Regions from separate parts of the Mus musculus genome. Here region 2 is linked to region 1. The links are chromatin loops, found by intact Hi-C in ENCODE. Cell type or tissue: gastrocnemius. All regions are shown on one strand. Each heading gives the region's core, and the rest is flanking DNA. Links, peaks and the distances in the headings are about the cores only.

Region 1 (9,061 bases), core at 254-8,253:
TCCTCTTCCTCATCCCTGGTCTAGAAATCCCAAACCCTTGCCTTGCACCTTGCACCTTGCTGGAGGCAGCCTGCAGGTGGTGACCGGGTCAAAGGGACCTGGTTGCTAGGAACTGCCACATTCCCACACACCTGGTTGCTAGGAACTGCCACATTCCCACACGCCAGCTTGCTTTCAGAAGATGGGCCAGCCTGGTTGGATCAGCTTGGTTTCTCCGTCCAGCTCACATTCCCCAGAGAGTCCCCGTAGCTCAGCACAAACCAGGGACTCACCTTCAAGGGCAAGTGACCTTTAGCTCCTCAGTACTTCACTGTTCCAGATCCAAGCGGGGCAGGGGGAAAACACACATAAAATAATCCCATTCCAGGGAGACCGCCCACCCAGGCATGCACTTTCCCGACGTAAATGTCCACACAAGTCCTTTGATGCTTTCGTTAGAATTAGATCCTGATTTAGTAGGTGTTATGGGCCAAACTATATTTTGACAAAATTCAGAAGTTGAAAATCTAGCTGCCGGGTACCTCAGAATGCGACTAGTTTGGAAGTACAATTGTTTTGTTGTGGTTGTTGTTGGAGGTGCAGAAGGTCTTATGTGCCCTGGCCAGCTTCAAACTCATCATGTATCTGAAGGAGCCTCTGAACCCCCATCCCCCACCATCTCTAGAGTGCTAGGGCGGGCATGTGCCACCGTGCCCAGGAATCAAAGCCAGTGCTTCTTTCATGTAGGCAAGCACTCTACTGGCTGAGATACACTTCCAGCCTGAAGCACGGTTTTTAAAAGCATCAGTTAAGGCTATCTGGGGATCATAAGCACGTGGCTCTAATCCAATATTATTTATATCCTTTTAAGAGGCTTGGAAGCTTGGTACAGTAGCGAATACCTATAGAACAACATGAGTATCTGCAAGACATGCCTTTTCAAAAAAAACTCTATAAAGAGAGGCTGGAGAGATGGCTTTGCGGTTAAGAGCACTGGCTGTTCTTCCAAGAGACCAGGGTTCAATTCCCAGCACCCACGTGGCAGCTCACACCTGTTGGTAGCTCTAGTTCCAGGGGATCTGGCACCCTCATACTGACACCCTCATGCAGGCAAAACACCACATAAAAAGAAACAAATTTAAAAAAAAAAAAGGGAAGGGAAGGGAAGGGAAGGGAAGGGAAGGGAAGGGAAGGGAAGGGAAGGGAAGGGAAGGGAAGGGAAGGGAAGGGAAGGGAAGGGAAGGGAAAGAAAGGAAAGGAAAGGAAAGGAAAGGAAAGGAAAGGAAAGGAAAGGAAAGGAAAGGAAAGGAAAGGAAAATCAGGACAGCGAGGGTGAGGTAGCTTAGTGGGTAAGGGCGCTTGCTGCCAAGCCTGATGCCCTGGGTTTGATGCACAAGACCCACACTGAGCCGGGCATGGTGGCGCACGCCTTTAATCCCAGCACTTGGGAGGCAGAGGCAGGCAGATTTCTGAGTTCGAGGCCAGCCTGGTCTACAAAGTGAGTTCCAGGACAGCCAGGGCTACACAGAGAAACCCTGTCTCCAAAAACCAAACCAAACAAACAAACAAACAAGACCCACACTGTGGAAGGAGAGACCTGAGCTGCCTTCTGATCTCCACTTGTTTATGGTGATGTGTAGAGGGGGCTCTTAATAAATACATAAATGTTTCTTTAAAAGAAGGAAGGGGAGAGAGGGAGGGAAAGGGAGATGGAGAGAGAGAGAGAGAGAGAGAGAGAGAGAGAACCTTGTGTCACGTGGAAAGGGCCAGGGAGAGGATGGCTATTTATAGCTCAGTGCAGAGTTCTCAAAGGAAAAGCCTTAGCCTGGGACTTTCCGCCTCTGCAACTGTGAGATTCCCACCGTCAGAGACTCCAAGGCTTAGTGAGGCTGCCATAGTGAGCAAACCACAGCTCAGATCTGGGAGGAACGGAGTCTGCGTCCCTAACCAGCTGGACGCTGCAGATGCTTCTGGTCTAAGCACCTCCTGCTGAAAGTCAGACACCTGGCAAAGGAGCCTCCCTGTCACTGTGTGGCATGGCCAGCAGCTCTGAAAGTCACCCAGCTAGGGCAGGAAGAGGACGTTTTCTCTTAGACTCCGCCTTTGCCCATTCATCTTTTCCATCTTTTCATAGCTGTAACTTTCTAAGGACTGAAATACGGTAGCATCTTTCAGCTTATAGCTGAAGAGAGCAGGCTGTCCAACCTTAGGGAGACATCAGAGTTAGAGAGAGATTGGCCTTTCAGGCAATGGGCAGAGCCCCCATGTCCCTGTGCTAGAATGTAAGCTTCATGTGACCAGGGGGTTCCTAAAACTTCAAGATAAATAAAAAATTTGGATTTCTTTTACATTAAATATTCAGATTTTTAAAACCTTCAAAATGTTGGCAACTTATCTGCTCATTTTTGAAAAGTTGTGAGACAAATGGAACTCTTGAAGGAGCTAGTCATGTATTTTATTTTGGAAATATATATTTGTAAGTATATACATATTTATATATATGCAAAAACTCTATCAGTCTGTACAATTAACTTCTTTCAAGTGATGCCACAATTCGAAAGTCATTTGTACACTCATGAGAACATGAGTTCTGAGGCACGGAGGGACATTGGAAAGTCATTTGCCCACTCATGAAGCACAGAGGGACAGGTGGATCTCACCGTTTCTAGTACCACGGTTTCTTAAAGAGGTAGGGAGGGAATGGGGCACAATGGCACAAAGACCCCCAGCAGGCTGAGACAGGAGAGCTGTGAGTTTGAAGCCACCTGCCTACATAATGAGATCTTGCCTCAAAAAATGGGCTGGGTAGGTGACTTGGAGGGTAAAGGAAGGATCATGTGGGCAAGAGCCACTCGAGCCTGGTGACCTGGAACCTGCACAGCAACGCTGGCTGTTGTGGCACACGTTGGTAATCTCATCACTCCTACAGCAAGGAAGCAGGCAGAAACCAGAGAACTGTCTGGAAGCTTGCAAGCCAGCTAGCTTCTCGACCTCCTTACATGTGTTATGGTACATGTGCATGCCCACAAAAAAAAAATATATATATATATATATATGAGATATATACGATATATACATATATATGTGGTATATATATATGATATATACATATATATGTGGTATGTATATCGTATATATTATACATATAAGATATATATAATATATAATAACAAATTACAAGGCATGGTGAGCGGAGCACTTGGGAGGTGTTGGCAGCTGATCCACTTTCATGGTATTTAGGTGTCTCCTTTATGAGCTTCTGTATGTTTGGAAATGCGTTACAATTAAACATTGCAATGTTAAAAGAAGCAATACCTGGGAAGGCATGAGCCCAACCCCACCGAGGCCACTGGGCCAAGCTCTTGGCTTCCTCCCAATGGTGACGCTGCTTAGGGAGGCTCACTGCTGCCACGTCCCAGTTCTCCTCCATCTTCAGTAAACACCTGTTCCCTCTGTGGCATGGGTGTGTCCTGAGGTCAGCCCAGCATCCCATGGGGCATTCGTCACCGCAAGCGGCACTCTTTGTGAAACTCAGCTACAGCCGAGAAAAGTTTACATGCTGTCCCTGATTTAAAGATGCCATGTTGGGCCTATGGTTTAGGGTGACTGGAGAATGCCTTCACTCTCTGACCGTGAAAGCAATCCATTCTTGTAGTTAAAACTCAGTAGAAGCCTGGGATGCAGGCCTTTAGGCAAACTGGTCTCTAAGACTCAGTTTTCTGGTCTGGCAGATAGGAGTGATCATAGCATTGGCCTGTTTGGATTTAAGTTTGCTGTGTGACTGGTTCCTATTAAGTTGATTTTACTCAGGATATCTTGTTTTATATCACGGATTAAGTCCGAGGCAACAGGGTGCTACATTGATACCTGCAAACCTTAGGAAGAAAGTGCTGACACATTCTAAATCAGCTTCCAACCTGCAGGAAACCCCCCACCTCTGGCTTTGGAACGACTTGCAAATGCTGGATCAAACCTAGGAAGAAGAAGACAGGCAGCAGTTGCAGCGGGTTCCTGTCCTGTCCTGTCTCCCTCCAGCCCCAGGGCCTGGGCCCCTGCCTGCCCCTTACCTGGCAGCCTGTTTGTTGACAAGAGTTGCAAGGCGGGGTGAGATATCCAGGTATCCATCTGGGAGCAGCGCCCACTGGTGGCTGGTGGTTTCAAAACCCCAAAGGGTTTTGACTAATAAAGCTGTAAAGGTTGAACACAGATCCCAGAAAATACACTCCCTAAGGGCATGGGATTTCAATTACTTTTCAGTTGATCTTTCTCTTTCTCTTTCTCTCTCTCTCTCTCTTTCTCTCTCTCTCTCTCTCTGTGCATATATCGATATATATAAACATATATAGATATAAATATACATATATATGGCTGGCCTTGAACTCATTATGCAATCAAAGATGATCCTACTGTTCCCACCTCCTGTTGGTCATGACTATAGGTCTGATGCACTCTGGCTAATTCACATGTCAGGGACCAGATCGGGCACTGAGCAGGCTAGACAAGTGCTCTATCGACCAAGCTACAACCTCAGTCATGCTTTGTTTTTTTAAACTAACACTTCTTAAATTCTTTCTACTCACAACCCCTTTTAACTGAGAAAATCTTATACAAAAGAAATGTTTACTGATAATAAATCAAAAAGAGATTTATTTTAAACCTGATGTGGTGGCATGCACCTGGAAACCTAGCACTTGGAAAGTAGAGATGGGAAGATCAGGAGTTCCAGGCTAGCTTCAGCTATATGGTGAGTTTGAACTCTCATGGGCTACATAAAGCACTATTTCAAAAAAGGAAGAAAAAAAAGATTTATTTTAAAACAAGTTTTGATATTCACACAATTTTACCAGTTATTAGAGATAAAAAAATGTCCATACAAATCAAATAATATTTTTACATATTAAAATAAGTCTTGGTTGACTATTTGATATGGCAGGATCTTGAACACCTCCAGCATTTTTCAGAGTTGACAGATATGCTTTGATTTTACGATTATCAATGCTGTGGGCTTGCATGGATTCAGTTCCCAGCACCCACACAGTCACTCACAATTATAACTCCAGTTCCGGGAGCTCTGGTGCCCTCTTCTGGCCGCCTCAGGCTCCTGCACACACAGGTGCACATACAGAAATTCAGACACCCACACACTCACTCATAAAGGGACTGATGGCAAGAAGGCTGTTTTACATAAAGACACAGCACAAAATGGCAGAGATATATTTACAGCCATTTCAGAAACTGTTGGAAATTCTGTCATAGAATTTCCCAAACCAAAATACTTAATGACTTTTTAAATAAGACCCAAGTCAGCCAGTGAAACAGCAATTATTATAATCATTAATTAATTATTATAATCAAACATTCTTGGACTGTTGAGGTGGCTCAGTGAGCGAAGATCAGTGTCACCAAGCCTGATGACCCGAGTTTGAACCCCAGAATCAATTCCTACAAGTTGCCCTCTGACCTACACACACACACACACACACACACACACACACACACACACACACATACACACACACATACACACATGGAGAGAAAGAAACAAATGTAAAACAAACAATCAAGCATTCTGACACAATATTATCAAAATTTCACCTATCTGATACTTACCCAAGGAGGAGAGGTGGAAGGAAAACATGGAGTTTTTGTTTTTCTGTAACTAAGCCATTATGCTTTTGTAAGATCAGAAGCCTTTGTACAGAAAAAGCAGTCAAATTCACAAGAAGTGTCAAGTCTGAGCTAAGGTGCTTCCGTGTTCATCAGTGTCTGTGCCAATGAGCGACGTGAACCCAGAATCAAGACTGTACTGAGGTCCTATGATACCACACAACCAATCGGTCACGGCCAAAAACGCCTCAAATTCATCACATTTGATTTTTAAAAGTTTCATTTTGAATTATTCTTTGCTCAGAATGTGTTTACTATTGCCGTGTGTGTGTAGTGTGTGTGTGTGTGTTGTGTGTGTGTGTGTGTGTGTGTGTGTGTGTGTCTCTCAGTTTTCTTTTTTTTTTTTTTTTAAGATTTATTTATTTATTATTATATGTAAGTACACTGTAGCTGTCATCAGACACACCAGAAGAGGGAGTCAGATCTCAGATCTCGTTACGGATGGTTGTGAGCCACCATGTGGTTGCCGGGATTTGAACTCAGGACCTTCAGAAGAGCAGTCGGGTGCTCTTACCTGTTGAGCCATCTCACCAGCCCGTGTGTGTCTCTCTACATGCACTTTCAAGCAAACTGTAAACCAGTTTAAGAAGCCATTTTAGGTAGTTTTTGTCTTTTTTGGTTATGAGGCAAGTCTCACAGGTCCGGCTGTCCTGGAACTCTTGATTTAGATAGACCAGGTTGGCCTTGAACTCACAGAAATCTGCCTGCCTCTGGAGCTGGGATTAAAGAAGCTATACCTCTTCTAGGTTCTGTTGGTTGGAAGCCACTCAATCTAGGCTCTGAGAATCAAACTGAGGTCCTGTGGAAGGAAAAGCAGTGTGGACGAGAACTCCTGGCAAGAACTTGAGATGGGAAGAGGCTGGGGTGTTGCTGGTCCAATGCCTAGTTACAGTCCGTTTGGGCTCTCTTTAGCCCCTAAATGGTCCTTCTCTGTCCACCTACCTCTGTGTTGGACCTAACAGCCCATGACTAAGCCCATAACTGACAAAGTCAGGTCCAAGACCTTGTGACTAACCGATAAAAACCTTTTGGGATGTATTAGCAAACCCTAGTTCCACCAATCAAAGGACTCAGAATGTTCTCAGCTAGAGCCTCAGGCCTAGAGTGCTCCCTGTATTGCTATAACCTAACTGCCTAATGTATCCACCTATGTATTTAAAAGCATCTTGATTTAGGACTTTGTTTTGTTACCATAAACACTTCATGAAACTCCTTCCACATTGGAACACAATTTGAGGTCACCTAAATCTGTATTCCCGGGCCATGGTCACTCAGATTTGGCTCCAAAATTAACTATTTCTGGTATCCTTTGAGATAATAGTTGTGTTTCTTGTGTTGGCAGCAGGAAGTGCTCTTAACGGTGGAGCCGTCTCTCCAGTCCATTTCTACATGGAACTCCTTATTTTCGAATGTCCTCTTCCGGCATTTCTTCTGTCACCAGTTCAGACTCCAAAGCAATCCGGAGCCCCACCCCTGACCCCACAAGTCTGACAATCCTGAAGTGTTTGCTGTGGTCTGCCTGGCATACCTTACTTATCATCTTCTGTCTGTCTCAGGTTCTGTTGTATTGCCTGATCTCTGTTTCGCTGCCTTGATACTAATTCCCCTGAACCACTGCAGTAGGCATGGGCTATCTGGTCTACCTGCCCTGTAAGTAAGTTCTACTGCCAAAGATACACACACACACACACACACACACACACACACACACACACACACACACACACACACTTTTTCTTATATACAGATGGTAACCAATGTTTAAATGTTGCTATAAAAAAATTTAAAGCCTGAGGTCAAAACCCTTTTGTACCTCAAAGTTATAAATCATGTGCCTTATGACTCATTTGATGGAAAATTCCAAGTCTGCCTGTGTTGGTGGCCCAACCCCTACTGGAGTGCTGAGACCAGCATTCCCAAGCCAGCTGTCTTTTCCAGGAGAGCAGGTCCCATTCCTTGCCCTTCACCAAGGGCAGGCAAGCCCAGACGCAAGCAGATGCAGCAGGCACAGGCAGAGCTTGCTGACAATACTGAAGTTTCTGGGCTGGGCTGGGCTGGGCTGGGCTGGGCTGGGCTGGGCTGGGCTGGGCTAGCAGCTGCCACTGCAGTATGTAAGTCATCATGCTCCTTCATGTTGAGAGAAGACTCACGCATGGCTCAGAGGTTTTTGGCATCTTCTGAGTTGGAATGCATTGCTCACTTACCAGCATCCACTTGCTCCTGCATAGCCAGGTGCAAGCAGGGTCATACCAGAGTTACAGGTCATTTTCCTTGCTCATTAGTATGTCAAAGGCATACCCTGTGGGACAGGGTAGATTATAAAAGGGTGGACCCTGCCAAGACACTGTACACACACACACACACACACACACACACACACAGAGTGTTTCTGTGTTCTACAACACTTATGTAGAGTATGGGACAGCTTAGGAATGAGCTCTTTCCTTCCACCATGTATGTTCTGGGGGTTGAAATGGAATCATTAGGCTTTGAGGCAACTGCTTATCCCCGCTGAGCCATCTTGTCAACCCCTCTCCCACCGTCTCTAAGGAGTGGTTTCCAATTGTGTTTCTGCAGTGATGCAGGACGGGCTTTTTTGTCCTTGGGAGAATAACCAACAATGTCTCCAGAACCAAACTGTGACATTATGCCGTTCCTTCCCACTCAAAACAGCATTCTGAAACACAGGCGTGTAGAATGACCTCATTCTGAGAGTTACCGGGAATTTCTTCTAACTGTGCCTTTATGAGATTTACTTTCAAAACTCAAGTGCTTGAGACTTGTCATTTCCTTTTTCTTTAATTTCAGTTGTCTCAGGCGAGCCTTTGTCCTCTAGGCTGGCGGGAGGTAGTGGGAGGGTGAATGAGACAGGTTCACCCTTCCCTGAGGATCCATGGGACTCTAGAATTAAACAGCTGGAGAACAGGACAGAGCTACCATCCTTCTGAGGCCAAAGCCTACGCTGATAGAGCAGGGTTCAAACTTCATGTCCCTTCAGGACAGGACATTTGTGGTCCCCTCCTTAGCAAATTTAGGCCTGGAATCTTAGCTGAAGCTATGACCCAGGCTGAGGTCCCGCCCTTCTCAGAGACATCACAGAGCCTCAGCACAGGAGTCCTCCTATCCCCATCCCTGCCATCTCAGCCTCTGCCATCCCCACCCCTGCAATCCCAGCCCTGTCATCCTGGCCTCTGCCACGGGACTGTCAGAGAAGACATTCCAGTCTGCATTGCCTCGGGGTCTACTTATCTGGAAACCCTCCCCAGGCTCCAGGCTTCCAGAAAACACTCCCCAGGCTGTATGCACTAGCAACTCCCCAACTCAGCTCCACACTGCTTCCCTGAGGTAAAGCTTGCCTGCTACTTACAAAGGGCTATGGGAAAACAACGGCTATGCTAACAACTCAGTGGAGGAG
Region 2 (9,061 bases), core at 712-8,711, 210 kb before region 1:
AGCTTAGGTTACACAGGGAGTACCAGGCCAAATGGGACTATATACAAGACTTTTTTTTTTTAAAGTCATATTTATATAATCTTAAAAAAAACCATTTATTTATTTATTTATTTTATGCATATGAGTACACCACCATTGCTCTCTTTTGACACACCAGAAGAGGGCACCAGACTCCATTACAGATGGTTGTGAGTCACCATGTGGTTGCTGGCAATTGAACTCGGGACCTCTGGAAGAGCAGTCGGTGCTCTTAACTGCTGAGCCATCTCTCCAGCCCCATATTGATATAATCTTGTGGGTTGAAAAAGCCTTTTTGTCTGTGTAGCCCTGGCTGTCCTGGAACTTGCTCTGTAGAGCAGGCTGGCCTCGAACTCACAGAGATTTACCTGCCTCTGCCTCTGCCTCTGGTTAAGTTTTGATGATTCCTTGATGTTTAAAACAACTTCCCTCTCTTCCTCCACATGGTATCAAGCCTTCACCCAAATCGGCAGGGAGCTTGCTTCTGGGCCTAGCACTGGCTGGCCAGTGCTTCTGACTCTAGGTCGCAATGTCCCCATTTGCTCTCTGGGACACAGCTGGCTCTTTAGAAATGGCTCTCACAGACCAGATGCCTGACAACCCCTTTTTCTACTGCCCTTTCCAATGTGACCTTGATCTTGGCCTTGTGTCAGGTAGGAGAAAGGCAACAGAGAGGTCCAGACAGGAGGTGGCTCCTCAGAGCCATGTCACTGGGAGGTACACACAGGTGTGCACAGCTTACATGTTCCTTGGAAGGCAGACATCACTGAACTGAGGCTGGCTCCTGGATGTGATGGGCAGAACTTGAAGCATAGAATGTCAAGGGTGGAGAGAAGCAATGAGAATGATCTTTCTGTGGCAGTAGCTAAGACTCAGAAAGGCAAGGCAGTTGTCAGAGGGCCTGAGGGAGAGTGTGCCACACCAGGCCCAGAGCCTGGGGTTCTTGAAGCTCTGAAAAAGACCTTGCTGGTATCTTGTCATGTGACAGTGGCAGAGGAATTGGGTAGGGACTATAGGGTAATAGTCAGGTGCACATAGGGCCCAGGGTGTCCCATTCCACAGCCCTCTGTGTTTCACATGCTGTATCGATAAAGCTATGTCTCGGGCTTTGTGTTACAGAATACAACAGGCAGAGCGACGCAGGCATCAGGGGTGGCTCTGTGTCTGGGCACAACTTCCTCACAGCTGTTCCTCAGCTCTGTAGTAGGACTGGCTCCAGAGAGAAGCAGGCCGCAGAGGGAATGTGTAGGAGTGTGTGTGTGTGTGTGTGTGTGTGTGTGTGTGTGTGTGTGTGTGTGTGTGTCTAAGGCTGGGGGAGGAAAAGAAAGACAGGAAATGAGGATCAACACACAGCTTGGAATGTTGGGAAATAGCAGTGTTTTAAGGAGGTATCTGGCAGGCTTCTTAAGGTAGAACGGGATCACCAGGGTCCTTTACAACTGAAGTCCCCACTGGCTAAAAAGGACCAAGCTAGAGGGACAGTAGCTGACTAGAAGTAGCCCAAATTGACACTATTCGTTATCTTAAAACAAACACACAGACAGACAGACAGACAGACAGACAGACAGACAACCCTAAAATATAAAAGGCAGCTGTGGTGATCACTCCTAGGCAAACACACGCAGACCACCAGCTGGCTGCAAGATCTATCTGCAGGCCTTTCCACATGAGGCTTGGGGGCTGATGGAACTGCAGTTGGTTCCAGCTTTCACTGCTTAGAGAACACAGAAGACCAGGGGGTAGCTGCTTTGGATAACACATGTGTAAGTACACAGTCCCGTGCCACATGACAGGTTAGAAAGGGACATGTCAGTCCTCCAGACTGACAGGCACCAGGGTGAGGGTGATGGGGGCATCAGTTCACACTAAGGCTCAGTTACCTGCGCCCTCCCTTGCAGCACAGACTAACTTTAAGACCATCTGACTCTGCTGTGCTTTTAGCCACTGCTGCATGAGAACTCACACTGATGGATCACAGGGTGTTATGGCGCTGGCCTGTGGAAAGGGACCACGGTGAATCTGAGGCAGCTGTCCCCGTAGCTCACACAGGGGACTGTTTCTGTTAGCTGGGTTGCAAGCAGAGGAGAGAGGAGCTGAGCAGATTCTCTACGGCTGGATTGCTCCAAAGGAACTTTCTGACCACAAATCCACTCTAAGGCAGGTCCAGGGTTGGTAACGGCAGAATGAGACCCACAGACTTTCACTTGCAACACTACTCTAGACACACGCCCAAATGGATCTCTCGGCTGAGAAGAGTGACAAGGCTCCGGGAAAGACACAGAGAAGAAGAGACCTCACTTGGAGCCCAGCCTTGAGTCCAGCCCTGTAGATACAATGGCCCTACACCCACCAGGAACACGGATACCAGAGGTCTGTGTCCGGAGCCTTGACTGCAGGAAAGAAAACTCAGATGTGCTGAACTCTTGGCTGTGCATGGGAAGGGGATCACAGACTGCCTCTGAGCTGAGCCAGCTCCTAGGCCCTACTGGCTGGGGCTCAGCCTCTGCCTTCAGGTCCTAGGAGACAGTCAGTGAGCCAGCCGAGCAGAGCTGGCACGCAGTTGTCTTTGGAATCTACCTGCCCATCAGCTAGCTGCCTTGCATTGAACTCTTGCTCAGGAACCAGGCACCTACCTGATGTACCACCAGCCTTCCAGGTTCTTTCGAATCACCTCCACGGTGACACCCTTCTCGAAGCCGATCTCGTCTTTGCTCTGGCTGGTGTAGGGCTGCACAGTGACATACTTCTCTTCTGTGAGTTGGGGGCGCGAGTGAGAAAGCACAGTTAATCTGAGGCTGTGGGGTAGATCCTTGTCTCCCGTTCCCCTCTGCCCCGGCTGAGCCTCGCTCAGCCTCGTACTAACTCGCCCTGGGCCAGCATTGGCTTCTCCGGAGAAGAGGAAACAGGACTCAGACAGCAGAAGAGGAGTCACTGGGTTAGGGGTTGCTGCTGTTCCCAGGATAAGCCAAAGCTAGGCAGAGTTCTGGGGTGCCAGCAAAGCCTCAGGCAGCGTGAAAGCAGATCCCCCAGACAGGGTGTTGGGGTACCAGTGTTTGGAGGAATCTGCTTCTCGTAGGCTCTAAGTCAAGACATCGAGACCAATGCTAGGTGTATCCTGGATGCCTTGGGAACCCTAGCAGGTCCCTCCTCAGAACACGTCATGTTCCATCTACACTCCACACTCTGGATTCCAGCCCTGCAAACCTCTTAAATTCTCTGTCTGCCTTCCAGATGAAGGCTTCCAGGGATACCTTCACTGAGCAGCTCAGCTCCCTTAACAGCAGACCATGGCATTTACCCTAGAGCGTTCCATGGAGCAAGTTCTACAGGAGTGGTTGTGGGGTTTGTTACGGTGTGTGCGATTGTCAAGGGCCCCACCACAAGCCCCTCCCGCAGAGCCACGTGTTCTATTCCCCCTGTGTGTCTTCAGGTCACCTCTAAGTTTCCCCATAGCACTGGAGTCTTCTTGGAAAGAACTTGGTGGGCAGGCTGAGCAGGAGGCATCCCTAAAGGCCTTTGTTCAGGCTTCCAGTTCTGCTGAGGTCCACTCCTGTCCACATGAAGCCCTATGGTAGACCTGCAACTGACTAGGTGAGGCCACCCATCTCTTATAAGACCGTCCATTGGATGGCCTGGGGCCCAAGGAAGAGCATGGTGCACCCTCCCCCATTGGAAGACGTGGTTAACTGGAGGTGCTCTTGGGAGGACTGTATTGGCTGCTTCCAGGAGGTCACAATGGTACCCAGCACACAACAGTAGGGACGGTTACAGTTGAACCCTGGACTCTCTCCATGAGGAAAGCAGGGATAAGCAGGGACTGAGGGAGGAGCTTGCTTGGGAGCTCAAAATAGCAGGAGTCTGGCCTCAAAGCCGCCTCCTGCTCCTGGCTCCCAGCTGGACCTTGTTGGACAGCCTGCCTCAACCTCTGGGTCGCTGTGGGGGTTTAGGAGAGAGCTACTGTATCAAAACCCTGCTCATTTTCCCGTGCATCATTGGGGTGCTGTCTGTAGCCCTCTCCTGGGGATTAGCATCTCCCTCTGATAAAGGCCACTGTCCTGCCAGGTTGTAGGGTGGACCCAATGGACCACAGGCCATGCTTGAAAAACTGCCCCAAAGCAAAAGGTGGGTGAGGGCACGGGAGGCTGCACAGCTCTCAGACTCTCTTACCACAGGCCTTTCTCAGCAGCAGCTAAGGAGAGCTCTGCTTGGAGCCTGCAGATTCCATCCCGGCCCTGCCCAGGAGTGCTGCCAACACTGCCTGAGAACCTACCCCGCCAGATTCTGACTAGGGCCCTGGAGAAGTTCCATAGGCTCCAGGCCAACGCTCTACTCTCCTGCCTGCTCCATTTTCCAGTGGGGCACGGTAAACCCTGGCCTAGGCAGTGGCTATCGGGACAGTGCCAGGTCTGGGAATCCAGGGCCCGAGGTCCAGGCGAGGCGAGGCGAGGCCTGGGCTCCACATTTTGCCTTTGTTCGGCCAGGCTATTTTTAAAAGCCTGTGGTTCGAGCAGGAAGCGATCAGGAAAGTTTTCCTAGGCAAGGTTGCTTTTGAAGAGAAAAATGACAGCCCTTCTTAGGGGAAGATTAGAGGAGCCCTGCCCTGTTCCATGGCTGAGAACAGGACCCTGACCATGTGTTCAGCCTTGTGGATGCCAAGCCTGGCCACAGCAGCCTTTTAAGTGTGTGTGGTGACAGAGTCCATGGCCAGCCACTTGGGGCAGGGTACACAACCATGGACATTGGTTCTGGCGAGTGAAGCTGGTTGCAAAAGACCCCATACTTGAGGCACTGGGAATATCATGGCCTCCCAGTTAAAATGCTAATCAGCAGAGAGGCGATCACTGTGGGATTCCAGAGGAAAGCTCAGTCCTGCTTCCTAACAGGGCAAGACAGACCATCTCTCCTTAAATGTCTCTTTGGACTGATGGTTTTCAGCTCTGGCTGGGGAGACAGAGATGTCTACCTCAGGTTGACACAGGTGACTTGGGTCTTGGGCCACTCATCTTATAAGTGAGCTGTCCTCCTTACAGAGACCAGTCCCTACTTCTGGTCCTGGCCATAGACTCTATGGTCAAGGGGAATTGTCTAGAGAAGAGAACGTTCAGACACGTGTAAAATGGTCTCTATAGGTAGCTAGTCTGCAGTTGGGTTGGGTCTCTGGAAGAGACACCCCTTTAAGAGACAAGGCCGCGGGAAGAGTGAGGTGGCTAAGGTCTGGTCAGGGCTCCTGTGTTCTGTGATCATACTATGCACAGATGATGGCAGGCTTACCCTGCTGAGTGAAGGCTGGCCAGGAGGCCGGCAGGCGGGGATGTGGGGGAGGTGGACAGCCTGTCCCAGTTGGGGAGGCAGGGGCTGGAAGCCCTGCAGTTTCCAAACCGCAGAAGCCTCCTCTTTCCAAACACTTTCCCCTCTGTCAGCAGTCTCTCTGTTCCCCTTCCGGCCTCTCCAACCCCTCCAACCCCTCCACAGAGAGGCCTCCGGTTCCAGAGGCCTGGCCAGCTGAGGGACAGGGATCGGAGGTCCCGGAAGCTCTGACTTTTCTTTTACTCATGGCCCCTGTTGGGTTTCCAGCTGCTGCTCGCTGTGGGGGCGCATGCCAGCCAGCTCTCCATGAGCTCTCTTTAGCTGCCTGATATAACTGAATACAGTTCATAGGGCTGGGGCCGGGAAGTGTGTGATAATGAAGTGAGGCTGTGGCTTGTCTTTGTTCAAGTACAGGTGACTGCAGACTTAGAATTACGTAGGGGTCTGCATGTACTATTTTGTCTGATTCTACCACGCCTTCATAGTATGGAAGGTCATGTACGCGTGTCAATTGTGGGAATTGCGGCTATATGCTGATGTGTCGGGGAGAGTTTAGTTGTACGAGAAATCCATCCGTGACTATAGCACTCAGCTGCGTGTAGCAGAGCTTGTTAGATGGCACTTCTGGAATCACTGTCTCTGAGTGGCGCACGGCTAGGGTGGTGGTTGGATATGGCTATGATGCAGTGCTAGCCACACCTGTAGCCGTCAGGCCTTGTGTGGGCCTGTCTCTGGTCTCTGTGTGCATCTGTGTGGTCATGCAGGCAAGAGCATGCCTGGGACTCAGTGAGTGATTGGATGCAGAACAGGCCGAACCTTTGTCCTCCTTATGGGATTTATTTGTCTTTGCCACTAGAGTTGGGGGGCCGGGTTCAACCCTACCCTCTTGGCAGAGTGGTCCCCTATGCCTCACTTTCGGGTGGCCTTTGTTGGCAGTGTGGCCTGATGCTGCTTCTCCAACTCAGGCCCCCTGCATCAGCCCCCAGGGTCCACACTAAGCCCTGCCTCTGGACAAGCTAGGTTCTTTATGGCCAACACTGAGTCAGCCATTGGCTGGGGCCACCCTGGAGTGCAGACGTTCTATAGCCCGATTCTTAGGGGAGGCACTGAAATACACTGTCATTTGGGAACGAGCTTTGGGTGGTGAGTCATGGGGAGCCCTGTTCTCCACAGAGGCCTGCGTGCACTATACACCCGTCCCGGCTTCTAGCTGTACTGTCACCACAAGGAACACACAATATGCTCTACTCCCTGGGGGGTTGAGGGGGTGGGGCAGAAGAGACTGACCACCCAGCATGAAGGTCTGTACATGTTTAGGGGTGCATCCAGAGGCTATCCCTCCTGTCCCTCCCCTCCCTCCTTCCACAAGTTCCTGGATGTTGAGAAGGATCTGAGCCAAACAGTCCTGACTCAGCAAATGTCAGCTTCCCAGTCAGCCCAGGGCCTCCCTGGAGCCCTTGACTGAGCTCCTCCTGAGAGCCTATGGGCCAGCACCCCTGCTGAGGGACGGGTTGGTTGGAAAATGCTCTGGAGCCATGATAGGTTTGGCTCCTGTGCTCTTCTAGGTTTCAGTGGAGCTGCTGAAGGGGGGCTGGAGGCTGGTACCACAGCTGACGAGAGAGTTGGGGCTGAGGGACTCTTTCATAGTGGAAGGGATAATAAAGGACAGAAGATGGGACCCTGGCAGGAGCAGGAAGCTTTGATCTCTCTAACATGCAGGACCCAGGGCAGGGTGGCTTTCCTTTGAGGTCCAGGACTTTCCTCATGCCTCTCTTCCCTTCCAAGGAACATATAAACTCATCGCAAGTCACGTATCCCCAGTGCCCAGGGCACCAGCAAGCCAGAGCCACCCCTAGTGCCACATCAATTCCCAAGCAAGGCTCTGTCCCCAATCTGCGCTGCAGTGAATGAGAAACAAATCTTGCCAGATCTGGGTGAGTCAGGAGACCACAGGCAGAGAGCAGAGCAGGCAAAGGAGAGGGTGTTAGTGAGAGACAGGCAGCTGCGGGAGGAGAGGCAGGCGCCCGTGGTCACCTCGGCTGTGCTGCCTGTTGACCATCCCGCCCAGGGTCCACCGGCGATCCAGGCGCCGCAGGTGTGCCTTGCGTCTCTTGGACACTGCCGTGAGAGATGGTGATGGTGCCCACGGCCCACACGAACCAAACCGGTGGAGAGAATGGAGATGAGGATGAGAGGGGATGGGGAAGGGGAGGAGAGAGGGGCTGTGTGTATGAGCTGCTGGGCTACTGTTAACTGGACTGAACCGGATCTAGAAGCGGACTAAAGGACCTTGGGTCCTCCCCCTTAGAGATTGGAAGACTCTTAATTGCAGCTCCAAGAGGTCCCCCTGGGTTCTGGACAGTTTGCTATCTACTCACCAGGCACGACTGTTAACTTGCTGCCATGGCCAGGTGCCATGTAAAGAAAGGAAGGGTGCCCAGGGAGAAACAGGAGGGCCCTTCCTTGCTGGGTCAGCGCTCTCCCCACTGGGTTAATTTATATATTTGTCTGCCAGGGAAGGTTTGCTGAATGAGATGCACACAGGCAGATGCTACAGGCAAGACTGCCCCACTATGTTATCCTTTTATGTGCATCTGATGATAAAGACCACAACCATCCAGCTTCTCACTGTTCAAGTCTGCTTGGCCTCCCCGTGACTCCCCCCCGCCCTGCCCCCTGCAGATGAGCCCTGAGCCCTGGCTCTCCATGCTCTGCCTTCCTATGTGACTCCCAAAGGAATGGACACTAGAAATAGACCAGGGCCCCAGAGGACCAGCTTGCCTCACTTTCTAGCACCAAAGAAAGATGCCGGACGGCCTAGTTCTGGGGAGGGTGGCTGGCTGGTAGAGCGGGTAAAAGAAACACTGTCCACACATCCGTGGGCCAAAATCCAATAAAACCTCTGGAAATATCTGCTTGCCCTGTGAGGAGAGCAGCCATGCATCCTGCTTTTCCTTTCCTCTTCTTTATTACAAGTTTTATTTCATTTTTTATTTTATGTGGGTGCGTATGTATGTATGTATGTATGTATATACGATGCATGCATGCATGTCCACTGATGGCAGTGGAGGACATCAGATCCCCTGGAACTGGGGTTTGAGATGGTTGTGAGCTGCCATGTCCTCTGCAAGAACAGGCGGTGTTCTCAACCACAGAGGCATCTCTCTGGCCCTGCAACCTGCTTCTTGGCAACAGGCTAGGAGTGTGGGCTGCATCCCCGACACACTCTCAGCTCCTCTGCCACTGCCCTAGGAAGGCTCCGCAGATCTAAAATGTGGCCAGTGTGCCGGCACCCAGGTCCTACCGGAAGCGTGCAGAGCGGCCGCACGCTTGGTGCACACATATACTCATGCACACAGCTCTGAACACAGATGTTGCCTTGGCTGTCCCCTAATTCTTAATTCATCAGGGTCTTCCGCAACCTGTCTGTAGCTTCAGCTGTCTTGACACAACTCAGAGTCATGTGAGGGATTAGGGATTAGTCAATTAGGGATTGCTTCTGTAGCCATCATGGGGGTCTCTGTCTCTGTCTCTCTATCTGTGTCTCTCTCTCTCCCCCTCTTTCCCCTCCCTCCCTCCCCTCTCACCCCTCTCTCTGTTATTTAAGACAAGGTTTCACTGTGTAGCCCTGGCTGTCCTGGAACTCACTCTGTAGACCAGGCTAACCTTGAATTCACAGAGATAGGTCTGCCTCTACCTCCCAAATACTCATATTAAAGGCATGTGCTACCTACCA

What was found. Peaks named below come from ENCODE experiments on the same cell type or tissue, not always from the same donor. Only the 100,000 strongest peaks of a DNase experiment are listed, where the experiment ranks them.
Region 2: a loop joins it to region 1, with 2.0 times the contacts of the local background. A loop is called at or near these places in 4 of 42 quality-filtered maps.

Annotation. Positions count from the first base shown.
Region 1 is chr19:47,484,360-47,493,420 of GRCm38, forward strand. Gm41858 (a long non-coding RNA gene) reads right to left here and starts at 985. Exons shown (of 2, transcript XR_877899.1): 1 at 273-985. In gastrocnemius, for the core only: CTCF peaks have their summits at 4,130 (motif pointing left) and 5,066 (motif pointing left); a DNase peak (open chromatin) is centred at 4,113; H3K4me3 peaks cover 482 bases; H3K27ac peaks cover 2,729 bases.
Region 2 is chr19:47,275,662-47,284,722 of GRCm38, forward strand. Sh3pxd2a (SH3 and PX domains 2A) reads right to left here. Exons shown (of 15, transcript NM_008018.4): 10 at 7,360-7,443; 11 at 2,652-2,769. Among named protein-coding and RNA genes, the nearest start is that of Gm29834, 6.5 kb to the right of the region's middle. In gastrocnemius, for the core only: no CTCF peak of the experiment used is centred there; DNase peaks (open chromatin) are centred at 3,938, 4,320, 4,669, 5,338 and 1 more place; H3K4me3 peaks cover 1,274 bases; H3K27ac peaks cover 6,811 bases.